Linked DNA regions of Mus musculus: region 1 is linked to region 2. A link is a loop called in an ENCODE intact Hi-C map of the cell type or tissue named here. Cell type or tissue: gastrocnemius. All regions are shown on one strand.

What was found. A loop is a pair of places that touch in the nucleus more often than their neighbours do. Peaks named below come from ENCODE experiments on the same cell type or tissue, not always from the same donor. Only the 100,000 strongest peaks of a DNase experiment are listed, where the experiment ranks them.
Region 1: it touches region 2 in a loop (3-fold over the local background); 6 of 42 quality-filtered maps call a loop at or near these places.

Annotation. Positions count from the first base shown.
Region 1 is chr10:116,251,162-116,253,661 of GRCm38, reverse strand. Ptprr (protein tyrosine phosphatase, receptor type, R) reads right to left here. Exons shown (of 14, transcript NM_011217.2): 11 at 2,440-2,500; 12 at 686-843. Among named protein-coding and RNA genes, the nearest start is that of Ptprb, 49 kb to the left of the region's middle. In gastrocnemius, no CTCF peak of the experiment used is centred here; no DNase peak of the experiment used is centred here; H3K4me3 peaks cover 1,142 bases; H3K27ac peaks cover 1,655 bases.
Region 2 is chr10:116,299,899-116,302,398 of GRCm38, reverse strand. It overlaps Ptprb (protein tyrosine phosphatase, receptor type, B), which reads right to left and starts at 1,025. Exons shown (of 32, transcript NM_029928.2): 1 at 720-1,025; 2 at 18-291. The coding sequence starts at 773. In gastrocnemius, no CTCF peak of the experiment used is centred here; DNase peaks (open chromatin) are centred at 893 and 1,049; H3K4me3 peaks cover 1,893 bases; H3K27ac peaks cover 2,139 bases.

The DNA of each region.
Region 1 (2,500 bases), 49 kb after region 2:
GTAAATTACCTGCTTTAGTCACTTGAAAAGGAAAGCAAGGGGGAAGGCCAGTTATGGGAGGTAAACTTCAAGGCAGGCACTAGGAAGAAAACCCTGTGGACAGCCATTGCTGTCACCTCATCTACGTGGCCTCCACACCCTGAATGTGCTTGGTCTTCCTTAAAATAAATGACCACTTGTCTGTTCCCCACCTCATAGAGTAGCTTCTCGTTTTCATGAGCTATCTCTAAAAATGGCTAACTGTTCACCAAATCTGCTAAAGTAATAAGTGCTGCCAAGACACAGTTCAGGTAGTCTCTTAAAACAACAACAACAACAACAACAACAACAACAACAACAACAATCTTAAAGCTATCTGCAGCTCTTAGCATGCCTGTGACCAAGGAGAGAAAAAATGAACAAAAACGAGCTTCAAGTGAAGTTTCAGTTTCAGATGATGGGTTAAGAGCTCCTGCTCACTCAGGCATTTATTTAGACCTAGAAATCCATTTGCTGTCTGCTAAAAAATATCCCCAGAGCTCTCATTCATTTCTGTAACTATCACTTTGGCTAAGTCTTAGGATATGAATACATTTTTAATCAATACGTAATTTGCTACTAAGTTCCATCCTGGGAGCTAAGCCCTACTTCTGTCTTAGTTACAGAGCAGACAGCTGCTTGGCAGGAGGGTCGGTTCGCGCCTTACCTGCAGTGGACAACCACAGGCCCTCGGCCTTCAGAGGCCAGTCTGTCTTCTTCCACATCCAACATGAGCTGCAGAAGGGGCTGGGCACTGTCTGGAGTCTTATGATCCGGCCATGAAGTGTACCAGTAGTGCTTCACATGTTGGGTGTGACTTCCTTGCTGGAAATAGCAACCAACAATCACCAAATTACTTATTCCTTTGTGGAACTAAAAGGCACCTACACTACACGACATCACTAAGTGCCTCCTTTGGCTTCCTCCTCTTGCTGGCTGCTAACTTCTAGATAGGAAGAAAAATCTAGACGCTTTCCAAAAATACCCTTTCACCTTGAGAAAGCTTTACTGTGAGTGTCCCGGGCTGACAGGAAAGCTGCGTGTCCTCTCTCTTTAAGAATCCAGGTCTGTATCTGTATCCATCACAGAGATTATAGATCACATACACACTATACACCGAGTATATACTCATAATACATTTTAGTAGCCAAAAACGTTGCTGTTGTTTGGCACAGGGTCTCACTATATAGCCCTGGCTGGTCTGGAACTCACTATGTAAGACTAGGATGACCTCAAACTCACAGAGATCCTTCTGCCTCTGCCTCCTGAGTGGTGGGATTAAAAGCATGTGCCGCCATGTCCTGCTTAAGAGGTGAAAAATATAACCAGAAAGAAAGGGATAGATTGTGTTTCCTGGTGTCTAAGTCTTGACAGATTATGCATAAACATATTAGCAGACATATGAAGGTTTGCTGGATACCCAATCCAAATTGTTCTATCCATATCTCAAATTACCTCACACCGAGGCTCCCTAGCAGTAAAGGAGCTATGTGCAATCCCTGAGGCTACAGCAGAGGCTCACACACACCATCTTAATACCCACAGCCCAGGTAGGAGGCCTGTGCCTGATCAGGCATGTGCAGGTTTCTGAAAAGCCTTCCTCTGCTACACTTTTTAATTAAGAAGCACCCTTGGGCTCTGTCTTCACTCTCTTCTTTGTGATGCTTCTATCCCAGGAGTAGGCTGCTGATAGGATTGAGGTCTTTAGGTAGGTTGTTCTTTAAAAGTGAAAATAATACCATGGCAACACTGGTTAGCATCCACTGCCCCATGGCAACCCTGGCTAGTACTTGGTGCTCCATGGCAACCTTGGCTAGCACCTGCTACCTGGCTAGTACCTGCTGCCCCATGGCAACACTGGTTAGCATCTGCTGTCCCATGGCAATACTGGTTAGCATCAGCTACCCCATGAGTTAAGTAGGACCACACTCCTAAGATTGAAACTGGTCTAGGATTACCCCTGGGAATGACCGTAACTCCAAGTTTTTTAAGATCACATGAGCACTGCAGGCTCATCTTGCTATGCACAGCCATATGTCAGTATAGACTTTCTCTTCAGTGGTTCTCATTTAAACCTGCTTAGACCATAATGACATTAGCATAAAGGTCCTGTCAGGTCTCCTGCATAAGCCTCTAGTTAAGACCCTTCTAGAAGCTAAGTCAGAAATGTCCTCTAAGAGAAAAGTAGCTGAAGCCCCAACGTCCTGCAATGTGAACTTCCTTAGTGTCCACTTACATTAATTCAATAGGCAATAATTACTTCATAGGCTAATGGTGTCAGACAACAAGGGACGTCGATAGCTTGCCTTTGCTCTCAGTACTATCTAGCTTTCACAAGTTGTATCTGTTAGGACTTAAGAAAGGAGAAACGTAACCCCTGCCCTCACTTACTGTGAAGACAACAACAGCTCACGATCTTACCTTTAAGACGAGGTTGCGGATGGTGTAGTTATCACATTCGGTCACACCGGTGACCAGAACC
Region 2 (2,500 bases):
ACACCTGTGAACTTTACCTGTCTGTAAGACCAGAGTGCTCTCTTCTCCATCCAGAGAAACAATCCTGAAGTTATAGACGGTCCCTGCTTGTAAATCCTTGGGGTTACATCCGTAGGTAAAGTTGTCTATCCGAATAGGATGGCACCACATGGGCCCCGAGGTATCACTGCTGTAGATGAGGCTAAAGTTACAGGGTGACGCGAAAGTCCTCCACTGGATAGACGCTGACAAGCTAGAGACCCTGGACTCCAACAGTGTGAAGTTACATTTCACTTGCTCTGCCACTCCAGTCTGTAAAAGAATCAGAGAGCACAGATTAAGTCCATAGCCTGCACTGCCTAGAGATGTCCGCAGCAAGCTCCCCAAGTCACCTGTCCTCACCCCTGGAGTCCAGCTACAGCTGGCCTCTCATCCTCCAGTCCAGGAAAGGGCCCACGGGGAAAGTGGCTGGCAGGAGACTTTCACCCTAGTTGTCCCACCTCCCCCAGGAACAGCTGCAGACACAGGTTGCTTTCTTGACAGCAGGGAGAGCTGTCAGTTTGGTAATGGTAGGGTTTCAGAGAGGGTGGATAGATGGCTGTCCCATAGATAGGAGGGAAGGAGCAAGAGATTTCTGTCCCTTTTTTCCTAGCAGCTCAGCCCCGGAGGCCAGCAACAGGACATATTCAGTTCTTGGCTGGGGTGGAGCATCATCCCCAGACCTTGCTCTGCCTGCTTACCTGCACGACGCTCAGTGTTATCCACAAGGCCGTTAGGGCTCCATGCCTCAGCATCTCGCTGGGAGGCCAGCCAGGGCACTTCTGGGTACCACTTGTTGAGCGCTCAGCGCGCCCTGCGGGCGGGCGCAGCGCGCTACCCTCGGGGCTGGCGATGCTCAAGGGCCGTGGCAGCCGCTGCTTCTGCTGCCGCCCCGGGCGGGCAGCGGACACGACAGGCGGCGGGGACCCGCGGCGCGCGGCCCTTCCCACGCTGCCATTCTGACCCGCGCTGCCTCGCCCCCAAAGCCCCGTCCGGGACTTCCGCAATCAAAAGGCAATTTCCTTGTCTCCCGGCAAAGGAACAATGCTCGGGAGAGGGAGGGAGCCCTGAGGAGCCAACGCCTGAGGCTGCCAAGGGGGCCTGAGGCCAGCCAAGCTGCCACCCCTCCCGCCCCCTCTGCCGCCACCCCAGCCCCCCCAGCCAAGAATCCCTTCCTGGGCCGCAAAGTCTTGCTTTCACCTCCTCCTTCACTCTCACTTTTTCCTTCTCAGTGGTCCTTGACCCTATCCTACAACCAGTAAATAGTGCTTGAGCCCTCTCGCTTTTCAGCCCCCCCTCCCTTCTGCACACCCAGAGCCCCCCTCTCTATCTTCCTTCCTATCTTTCTCCAGGACCTCTTTTTTCCCAGGCTTAAACTTGACCCGAGCACATTTCCCTGGGTCGCCCACACTCTTTCCTGAAGCCTTTTATTAGAGGGCTTTAGTCCTTCTCACCTCAAAACACTCATTTGTCACGATGTGTATCCTCTTGACATCAGCCAGAGAGAAAAGACCCGCCAAGAGCCAGCCCATCAACAGGAGCGCCATCTCTCCAGCCACTTGCCCGTTTCTGTACCACAGGTCTGTGTGTTCCCTAAATCTCAGGCAAATACTGTGAAGCTACAACAAAATATCCATCACCTATGTGCTTTAGCCCCTGCAGGCAATCCCACCACTGACCATCCAGAAGGGCATGCCATGCCCCACCTGAGAGAAGAAGGCAATTATCAGCTCAGTTCACTGGGAAACACTCCAGGACCCCAGCTTCTTTCTACGCCTTCCAAAGCAGCTGTGGTGTTTTCCACACTAACTGCAAGCGCATTAGAAACTGTCCCATACCCTGTAGAAATGTGTCTAGAAGTGGGTCCTAGAAATAACTCCATCCGAGCAGCAAAAGTGCTTAATGGAATGTAGGTAAGAATAGCGAAACATCGCAGCCACTTTCATAGTTGTAAGGTTTTGGGTGCATAACCCTACTGAAGTAACCAAGACAAGGCAGTCATGTTCGGATTCCATTTACTGTTTGCTTAAGATAGTTCTTATCCCCCCCTCCCCCCGCACGTCCTCCACCCCCATAATTGTCATGTCTGCCTTGGCAACATAGTTGAGATTTCCATACCTCGACTTTGGTCCAGATGTATTGAGCAAAATAGTTGGCAAGTTGTAACTAAAATGACCTCTATGCTCTGGCAGGAAGGAACATTTTGAGGTTCTCTTATCCTCTTCTAACTTTGACATATCTTTGTGGTTTTTGCCTTTTAAAAATGCTATATCCCTGAGCTTGAAACATTCAAGAGGTGTGTGAGCCTGCTCTTGGCCTGACCATTAATAAGCACTCAAAAGTTTTAATTGGTGTAATCAGGGTGGTTGTCAATAACTATCTTGCATGGATTGTTATACTATATTTCAAATCACTAGGAGGAATAAGACATAAATCCCCCCCCCCCACACACACACATATATTACAGAGTAGATAAACCTGT